2 separate regions of the Homo sapiens genome follow, and region 2 is linked to region 1. Evidence: read pairs that join two places in POLR2A ChIA-PET (ENCODE). Cell type or tissue: PC-3. All regions are shown on one strand. Each heading gives the region's core, and the rest is flanking DNA. Links, peaks and the distances in the headings are about the cores only.

Region 1 (5,196 bases), core at 1,397-3,896:
CTCTCGATTTTTTTTTTTTTTTTTTTTTTTTTTTTTAGCGTACTGATTTTGTTCTGTTGATCACTAAGGGAGGAGCATTGAAGTCTGTAACTCTGTGGATTTGGCTATTTCTCTTTTTTATTTCTGTCAGTTTTTGCTTTACGTAGTTTGAAGCTCTGTTAAGTACGTACATGTATTAGAAATATGTATCTTCTTGGTGAATTGACCTCTTTGTCATTATGTAATGTACCATTTTTACCTCTAGTAATATTTCTTGTCCTAAATTCTACTTTGATATTAATACAGCTGCTCCAACTTTCTTTTGATTAGTGTTGACATGATATATTCTTTTCCATTCTTTAAACCTATTTTATGTGGTAGGTTTCTAGTACATAGCATATAATTGGGTCTTACTTTTTAATCCAATATGACAAGCTTCCACTTTTAATTTGTTTTAACTGTTTGTATTTAATATAATTGTTGATATTGCTGAATTAAAATCTGTCTTCTTGCTAGATTGATTTGTTTGTTCCATCTGTTCTTTGTTTCTTTTATCCTAATTTTTCTGCTTTCTTTGTACTGAGTATTTTTATGATTTCATTATATATCCACTCTGGGCTCATGTTAAAAAAAGGCTTAATGGTCATCCTAGGATCCCTAATGCATGGATCTTTAATTAACTTCAGTCTATCTTGAAATAATACTGTACTATTTCATGTATAGTTTGATGATGTTGCAACAGTATACTCAATTCTTCCTGCTTATCCTTTGTTTTATTGATGTCATATATTTTAGTCTTATACATGCAATAAACGTATAATACGCTGATACTGCTTTGCCCTAGACTATTGGTTATCTCTTAGAATGGTTAAAATAAGACAAAAAAAGGCTGAGGTGGGAGGAATGCTTGAGCCCAGGAGTTTAAGGCTGCAGTGAACTGTGATTGTGCCACTGCACTCCAGCCTAGGTGACAGATTGAGACCCCATCTCTAAAAATAATTTTTAAAAACCCCTCCTCAAAACCAAAAATTTAAAAAGATAAAAAGATTATATTTACCTCATTTATGCCACATGAACATATACCACTTATGAATTATCTCAACTTTTCTTTGAAAAATGCGTGACATTTATGTTTAAAAATATTTTAATTATTTTTATTTATTACCTTCATTTATTCAATTTGAAGCATTCTTCATTTTAACATTTCTTATACTGTATATATGCTGCTAAAGAATTATGTCAGCTTTTGCTTGAAAAATTTTCTCAATTATTTGAAAAATATTTTAGCTAGGTATAGAATGTTGGTTGACAGTCATTTTCTTTCAGCACTTTAAGATTGCCATTTCACTATCTTATGGCTTGCTATAATACTTTCATTTATTTTTCTGCATGTAATATGTGTTTCTTTCACTTGGAGCTTTGAAGATTTTGTCTTTATCTTTGGACTTCAGTAGAGTGTGTCTAGGAGTGTTTGTGCATGGACATGCATGCATGTGTATGTTTTGGTATTTGTTTTTCTTGTGTTTTCTAAGCTTATTAGGTCTGTGGGTTTAATGCTTTCATTACTTTTGAAAAAGTTTTGGTGATCATGTCTTCAAATATTTATTCTACCCCATTCTCTCTTGTTCCTCCTTCTGGTATTCAGTTGTACAAATATTAGATTGGTATTATCCCACAGCTCTCAGATATTTTTCTTTGTTTCATCACTTTTTTTTCTTCTTCGTAGTTCAGCTTGGGTAGTACCTACTAACATATCTTCAAGTTTACTAATATTTTCTTTGACAGCATCAAGTCTACGAAAGCCTTTTTTATTTTTGTTACCGTGTTTTTCGTGTCTAGCATTTTGATTTGATTGCATTTTAAAATAGTTTCAGTCCCTCTGCTCATCACTTCATGTACATTCCCCCCTTTTCATTATGGCTTTTAACATATTAATCACAGTTATTTTAAAATTCCTTGTCTGATAGTTCCAATATCTGAGTCATATTTGAGTTTGGCTGTCTTGGTTGTTTTGTCTCTAGACAGGATGTTTTTCTTTGTTTCTTTTTTGTTTGTCTTGTAATTTATGACTGAAAATAGAACATTATATGTAGGGAAAGTATGCGATATTTTTTGCCTGGAAGTGAGCAAATCTTTTCTAATGCAGGATGTTTAGTGTGAGGGGGTTGAGTCAGTTTAGTCAGCATTTGAGTTGGGTTTTTGTTTTGTTGTTATCGTTCATCTCAGTGCAATACAGGCTTCAAAATGCTCTATTACTACATTGTGTTTAGGGTAGGGGCTTGTTTGTTACACAGTTTTGTCAATATTGGCTCCATCTTTAACATCGTCTCCTCTTTTTGCCTATGCATCAGAGAGTGTCTCTCCTTTCAGGCTTTTGCCCCTTCCCAGGAAAAGCCTGTTATTATGCATTACTTATTGTTTGCTAGTGTGATGTGGTTGAGTTGGAGGTTGTGTTTCCTGCTGTTGTAGAGTGCTCTCGGTCTTAGGCAATTGCTGTGTTCCTATGTCTTGAGGTTAGGACGTTCTCAGTAATCCTGCCTCTCTCCCCGGAGACAGGGGAATCTGCAGTGGTCTGACCCCAGGAGTTTTTCCTGCCCCTTCCCCAGGGATAGAAGTGTTTACTCTGTTCTGCTTACTCACCTTAACGTGTCTTTACCTGTGGTCTGAAAGCAACAGGATTTGCTGTTGTATTAGTGCATTCTCATGATGCTATCAAGAGCTGCCTGAGACTGGGTAATTTAAAAAGAAAAGAGGTTTAATTGACTCATAGTTCCACAGGGCTGGAGAGGCCTCAGGAAACTTAAAGTCATGGTGGAAGGGGAAGCAAATGTATCCTTCACATGACAGCAGCAAGAAGAATGAGAGCTGAGTAAAGGGGGAAGTCCCTTGTAAAACCATCAGAGCTCATGAGAACTTACACATTATTATGAGAATAGCATGGGGGAAACCACCCCCATGATTCAGTTACCTCCCTTTGGGTCCCTCCCACCACATGTGGGGATTATGGGAACTGCAATTCAAGATGAGATTTGGGTGGGGACACAGCCAAAACTTATCAGCTACCCTTCCCCAAGTGGCCTAAGGCTTTTGTTTCATAGTGGAAATTCAAGAGCAGAATCTTGGTGGGGCTTCTTATTTTGCCTGTAGTAGCCATTGTTCCCCTTCCTCATGACTGTATCACGACAGCAGCTTTCTCTGCCCCTGCTCTCCACCCGTCTTTCTTGTGAGTGCCTGGTGAGCTCTGTGAAGAACTTCTAAGTGGGCTTGAATTTCCATTTGGTTTGTGACTCCCATGGGTTCTGTACTTCTGTGCTAGTCCACTGGGCCTTTACAAATAACTGGAAAATATTCATTTAATTCTTACCAGCTTGTATGAATCTAGTATCTGCCCCTTGCCAGCAAGTGCTTGTGTTCTTTCTCTCCTTGAGATAAGTTGCCTCTTTTTAACTTTTGGACTAGTTGGTTGCTGAGTTTAAGAAAATATGTGATTTGACCACTTATATAAATTTTGTTGTTGTTTAAAGAGTGGGAGCATTATTTCCAACTGTCTACATCTTAAGTGGAAGCTGGAACATAGAGTTTATATGCTTAACACTACACTGTGAAATTGAATTGGACATTCTTATTAAACTGGGTAGCATGTTTGGGCTGAGGGATAATTGTGTAAAGAACATATTGGTCTTCCATTAAAGAGTTCTGTGATGTGTAAGATATATGTAACCAATCCTATAAAAAAAGTTTGTGAGAAGTTATAGTTATGTACGTGATAACTTTTGTGATGATTTTGCCAGAGGTGATCAGATAAAGTTCTTGTCAGGATGAGTCAGAATTTAATAAGTGAATGAAAGGAGAAAGGCATTCCACCTGGAGGAAATGTCGTGAATGCTGACATGTGAACAAGCCTGACATTTTCAGGGATGGATCATGAGGCTAGAGCTAAGGCTGTGATTGGGAAGGTCTTTGGTTTTTGTGTTAAGAATTTAGCCTTCATCCTGTGTATTAGTCCATTTTCACACTGCTATAAAGACATACCGGAGACTGGGTAATTTATAAAGAAAAAAGCTTTAATTGATTCATAGTTCTGCATGGCTGGGGAGGCCTGAAGAAACTTACAATTATGGCAGAAGGTGAAGGAGAAGCAAGGCACATCTTACATGGCAACAGGAGAGACAGAGAGACAGAGAGAGAGAGCGCACAAGCGAGAGTGAGCAAAAGGGAAGCGTCACTTTTAAACCCTCAGATCTCATGAGTACTCCCTCATTATCATGAGAACAGCATGGGGGAAACTGCCTGCATGATCCAATCACCTCCCACCTTGTCCCTCCCTCCACACATGGGGATTACAATTCAAGATGAGGTTTGAGTGGGGACACAGAGGGAAACCGTATAATCCTGTAAACAGTTGGGAATCTTAGAAAGATCTTAATCAAGGGTAGCACCCACAGAACTCTGATATAGAAGGATAACTTTAGCATCAGTTTGGAGGCTAAATTGGAGGGGAGAATATTGGAGAACTATTATAGTAGCTTGTAAGAAGGAACCTAAGAGAATATGAACATATAAAGAGAAATAATTGTCATTATTTTGTCATTGTTCCACCAAAAAGACGTGCCATGAAGAGTCTGTGACATGGTTCTGGCATGCAATGGGATACCACCTCATTACTGTGGAGGCAGAAGACGAGGTTCCCCTCTTGGCATCTTTGACCCTTGAAGAGGTGCTCTTCATTAATGCTGAGTTAAGATGGGAGTTCCATCTCCTCATGTGGTTTCCACTGACCCTGCGGTGTGGGTGGCCTCATTACCACTGGGTTGTGGTGAAAGTCTTGGGTCTCTACTAGACCTCCCTTGACATCACCTAAATGGGGAGGGGGAGGTGTGCCTCATGACTTCCAGGCAGGGGTGGTAGATGAGGCTTCCCAGATGGTCTCCAGTGAACACTGTGTGGGTGGGGGATACTCACCTCTGGCATCAGGGATAGAAGTTCCAGTTCCTAGCTTGGCCTTGTCTGGCATGCCTTGTGAGAGTATTGGGTTGCCTCATTACAGATTGGTGAGGATGGAAGTCTAGGTTCCCTATGTGGCCTTGTCATGGGTGAAGATGAGGACACAATTTTTTTCTGTGCTGTTTGGCTGGAGTAGAGCAGGTCCTATCTAAACATTTTCTGGCTTACTAGGCTGCCCTTTTCCTAGTCCTTTGGGAAGAAAGAGCAAGCCTT
Region 2 (5,196 bases), core at 1,751-4,250, 470 kb before region 1:
GGGGTGGGGGGAGGGGGGAGGGATAGCATTGGGAGATATACCTAATGCTAGATGACGAGTTAGTGGGTGCAGCGCACCAGCATGGCACATGTATACATATGTAACTAACCTGCACAATGTGCGCATGTACCCTAAAACTTAAAGTATAATAAAAAAAAATATATATATATATGTAAACTTTGCAGTTGCTTTGGGCTTTAGCCCTAAATGAAGACAAAGTGTACGCCATTCATGGCTATTTATTTTCCTTTTTGTCTCTACTTAGTGATTTAATTTCAGCGTCATTTAGCAGAACTAAAGAAAGGCTCTTGAATCCTTGAATCCTTCCCGTATGAGTGAGTGAACCCAGTCCCCTTTTTTTTCCAGACTGATATATTTCCAGAACCCTTTCTGTTTGGGATCTGCACGAGCCCATCACAGTGGCCCAATCAGGCCATAAATATTTGCTCACCTAGATGAGAAGGCACCTCTGAGTTGACCACAGGGAAAACAGACCACTCTGTAGAAATGGAATGAAATACGCTTGCTAGCACAGGAGACTTTTTTAAAAAAACTTTGATATTTCCTAATGCATCAATTTCCCTAGTTATGAAGAACACATTTGTTAATCTGATGTATGAACCACCTTCTCACGCTGCCCCCTTTGCACAGATCCTCCAGGAAATGCTGTACGGGCCTGCAGTAGACTGGTGGGCAATGGGCGTGTTGCTCTATGAGATGCTCTGTGGTCACGCGCCTTTTGAGGCAGAGAACGAAGATGACCTCTTTGAGGCCATACTGAATGATGAGGTGGTCTACCCTACCTGGCTCCATGAAGATGCCACAGGGATCCTAAAATCTGTAAGTTTGGCTTACCCAGCTAGCTTCTGATGTATTGCAAACCAGCTTGTTTCATGTGCTGCTTGAGTCTTTTCAGTACTTCCCACCAGTAAACCACTAGCTCTAACTAAAATTTGTATTGTTCTAATCTAAAGAATCAAAGAACCAGAGTTCTGTCAGGCTGTTACCCTCTCTTATGCAATAGACCCTCTCTTATGCAGTAGTTATTTTGGGGTCAATTTCAATAGCCCTTGATAACTTTGTTTGCCAAATAGCAAGTATTTCTAGCACTTCGTAACTTTAGTTGAGGGCAGGTGATGTTTCCCCTTCATACAGTCAGGCCACACCAGAGTTTTGGGTCAAGTAAATGCCATTCCCAGCCTGTTATTATATCAATTGTGTTTCTGTTGGCATCTTCAAGTTGCAGGATGAAGCGGTCGGGTCTTTCTCTTAGGGCTGGGAGAGGAGAAGGAAGGTTTTCCAAACCTCTGCAGATCTATTTTGCCTCCATGTTATTCTTATGAAAGCCGGGTGCCACGCCCAGGCTGCAGGTGCAATGTTGTAATGGATCATGTTGAGAAAGTCTTTTCTGTGTGTGCATTTAAGGCACTGTGCTGGATGCCTTTGAATTGAGGATAAACATGTACTGGACGCCTTTATGTTGAAAATAAAGTACATGTAATTTGGGTCAGTTCTGTAACCACATTAGTTGAGCTCCAAAATCATGTATTTTCACCTACTATATGCAGAGGGGTTGTAAAGGCAAATAAAAGATCAGTTTTTCAAGAAGGGATAAATCAGAACAATCTATATTCTGTTGGATAGTATCTATGGCATAAGAATTACTATCCTTAAGTTATATCCTTTCAGTAATTTGAGACAAAAGCAAAATGTGGGAAATATTTGCTATCTTGTTGAAAGACTTGTTTCTCTTTAGAAACTTCTAGCCCTATAATCAGTGCCATTTCAGGGACATTTTTTATGTGGGTCACTGTGTACTGGGGCTGAAGGCTTGATTGTCCCTGAGAATTCTCTACATCGCTAAAAGAGAAATAATCACAGAAATCCTTCTGAGGCAAATATTACCAAAGTGAATCATAACACATAGCTCAATCCTCAAGCTGAGGTGTCAGTACCCTCCTGAAACTGAGAAAGCACTAATTTCACAGAAATAAAAGCACAGTACTTTGGGATTCTACCAAATATCTCCTATCTAACATGTTTTTGTAAGAACAGTTCATTTGTTATATTAGTAGAAATTTTAGAGGAAACCATAAATATGGCTTTTATAATTTTATGGAAAAAAAAAGTCACAGAGAAGGGCCTGTCTTCGTGGATTTGTGCCATGAAGTTTCTTAACTTCCTGAAGGGAAATGTACTCACCTAGGTTGGCTGCAGCCAATTTTGATAACATAAACCATGATAACACAGCCTCATCGTGCTGCAGACGGAGGCGTACTTTGCATGATCACTTTCCTACTTCCATGGCCCAGCACCTGGCTTTTTGTAAAAAAGCATGCCAGCCTTCTGTGGCCTGCAACAGCCACCTTCATCATACTAATGGTTTTCCATGCTCCACATATTTAGTCCAATTACTGTAGCTGATTTAGTAGTTTTAATATTTAGATGAAGGACCCCACAGTTCATAATTCAAATTAAAATACTGGTTCAAGCCATAAAAAAAATGCCTGTTATCAGCATTGGTGTATAAAGGTCACTAGGCTTGGTACCATGAAGGGTAGGAAATAAAAGTCAGTCTATGCCTCAATAAATTTTTATATTCTCTAATATAAACACTGGATTAGCAATCCAGATCAGTGTTTCTCTGATAGATACCCTATGCCTTTTGAATCTAGGTCTAGTAGAAATCTTAAGAGGCCACATCACCATTTGAGTTGGACATTCCTAATTTTTTGTCTTTACATTTTTAGAAGTCCTCAACCTCATTCTCGTGTTTCAGAGTCCTCTTGAGAGAATGCTTTCCAACTAAATCTGAAACTAGGTATCATCCCCTTAGCCTAGAACCTAGGACAAGTACTAAGCAAGGTTAAGATTCCTATGGAATTTTTAAGACTTGTTTCTTTTTAACCGGGTGAGCTCAGTTACTTCAAGCTATATCTTTTATGTAAATATGGATATTTTTGGTAACGAGCAGATACACTGTCCAGTAATAGCCTCATGGTCTTTCCTCCAAGAGGAAACAGCCTCTGGTGCCTAAGGAGAATCGCATCCAGTGGAGACTGAGTTGTTCTCTCTCCTTGCAGGTTCACTTTTGGGAAGCTACAAGTCCCTTCACTTCTCTTTATTTCAGCTCCTTTCTCATGCCAGCTGCTCCACTGATGGAGGCAGCAGCTGCGATTGTTACATATCATGCGTCTAGCACTCATTTTCCTAAATAACACTCGACGCTCTCTCTGGGTATCTTCCACATAGGAAGGAGCAGGGGCTCTGGGCTCACAGTGCCGGGCCTGCCTCCCAGTCCTGTTACCTTCTGGCTGAGTGGCCTTGGTGAGCCTCTGTGCCTCTCTGAATCTCAGTGTCCTTGCTTGTAAAATAGAGGTAATAAAATCCATACCATAGGGTGATTGTCCAGATTATATGAAATAATATAGGTAAACTTCCCGGGCACATAATAAGCATTCTGTTTTTTCCTCCTTCAAGGCATGTACCTTCAATGTAATTTTCTTAAAAACACTTAAATGTTGTCAGATAAAATTACTAAAAAAAAAAAAATCACTAAGAGGATTTCTGGGATTTTTTTTTTTTTTTTGTGCATTTTACTCTCCATGCCTAAAAACAAGAAGCTTAAATGGTATAGATGAAAACATTCAGCTAGTCTTTGCAGGGGACTGAGACATTTAAATAGAAATGTGATCAAAGAGAAAAAAGAAATGTTCAGAGCACTCAAGACTTGAGGAGACACACTGAGGAGGGAAAGGCATCAGAATTGGGTTGGTTAAGAACCTGCCTCCAGAGCAGAGCTGCCTGGGGGCAGATCTTGGCTCTTTGACTAATAGGCTGTGTGACCTTGGGCAAATGGCATAATTCTTGCATGCCTTAGTTTCCTCTCCATTTCCTTGGGCAAATGGCCTAATTCTTCCATGCCTCAGCAGGTGGGGTGTACAACCCACAGGGCTACTGCGTGGTTGGCATGAGATAACATGTGTGGGTGCCTGAAGCAGTGCTTGGCACAGGGTACGTGCCCAGGAAGTGTCCTGCACTATTACTGCTGAGAGCTGCATGCATGAAATGATTTTTTTACACTCTGCCCTTATCTCTGAAAAAGTATTTGTCATATTAGGAGGAGGGTTCGAGATAGCAAGGTGTGCTATGCCAACCACTCAGGCTGCTTTCTGGCTCTAATTGCAACTTGATTTAATTAGGCCAATATAGTTATTTTACTACCAGAAGAAAACTTAGAGATTGTCCCTTCCAACCCCCTCGTTTTATAGATGAGGAAACCATGAGGTACTGAGAAATTGTGACTCATCAAAGGCCATTTAACACATTACTTAAATCAATTGGGGCCTTTGTGCACTGCTGATGAGGATGTAAAATGGTGTGGATAATGGTATGGTGGGAGGTTCTTCAGAAAATTAAGCAGAATTACCATATGATCTAGCACTTCTACTTCTGGATATTTACCCAAAAGAATTGAAAGTGGGAACTCTAATAGATATTTGTACACCCATGTCCATAGCAGCATTACGTACAATAGCCCGAAGGTGGAAGCAACCCATGTGTCCATCAACAGATGAATAGATAAGTAAGATGTGGTACGTGCACTCTGAACAAGCATTCATTTGGCTGCACAGGGCCAGATCAAGGTATACTGTGTTCTTTACCAATATTGACTTGACGCCTTTTTCCAGAATTTTGTGTCCACCTAAGATCAGGCTTTCTGGGAGCTTGGTGACTTCAAGAGTTCCTCATGTGAATAGTTGAATCCATTGGATGGTGTTTTGCATAGTTCTAAAAACAGTAGGGAAATCATGAGTGCTAAGTTTTGAACTGTAATTATTTGTCTTTGCCCTTAATTTTATAGAGCTTTGTGATCATTAGAGGCATAAACACAGAATTGTAGAGCTGGAAATAGTTTAAAAATATTTTGTCCACATTTCCTCATCTGTAGATGAGGAAACGGGCCCAGAGAGATGAAGGGACTTTACATGTTAGAATGGAAAGAACACACCCTAGACCTCATGTGACTTCTGCCACTGATTTTCAGTCTATAAAGGTGTGATAATAACACCTATAGTGCCCGCTTCAAATAAGGCAGTATACATGAAAGTGTTTTCCAAGTGGAATGCACGATACAAGAGTAAGTGATTAGTATTGCTAACTTGTGAGTAGTAATTTCACAACACACTTAGAGAT

Evidence for each region. Peaks named below come from ENCODE experiments on the same cell type or tissue, not always from the same donor. Only the 100,000 strongest peaks of a DNase experiment are listed, where the experiment ranks them.
Region 2: POLR2A ChIA-PET joins it to region 1 with 10 read pairs; 1 of 35 experiments calls an interaction of 5 or more read pairs at or near these places.

What each region holds. Positions count from the first base shown.
Region 1 is chr14:62,000,093-62,005,288 of GRCh38, forward strand. The region is part of intron 3 of SYT16 (synaptotagmin 16); the gene reads left to right. Among named protein-coding and RNA genes, the nearest start is that of LINC00644, 140 kb to the right of the region's middle. In PC-3, for the core only: no CTCF peak of the experiment used is centred there; DNase peaks (open chromatin) are centred at 2,079, 2,729 and 3,819; H3K4me3 peaks cover 1,934 bases; H3K27ac peaks cover 2,500 bases.
Region 2 is chr14:61,529,756-61,534,951 of GRCh38, forward strand. PRKCH (protein kinase C eta) reads left to right here. Exons shown (of 14, transcript NM_006255.5): 12 at 652-840. Among named protein-coding and RNA genes, the nearest start is that of PRKCH-AS2, 13 kb to the right of the region's middle. In PC-3, for the core only: no CTCF peak of the experiment used is centred there; no DNase peak of the experiment used is centred there; H3K27ac peaks cover 1,340 bases.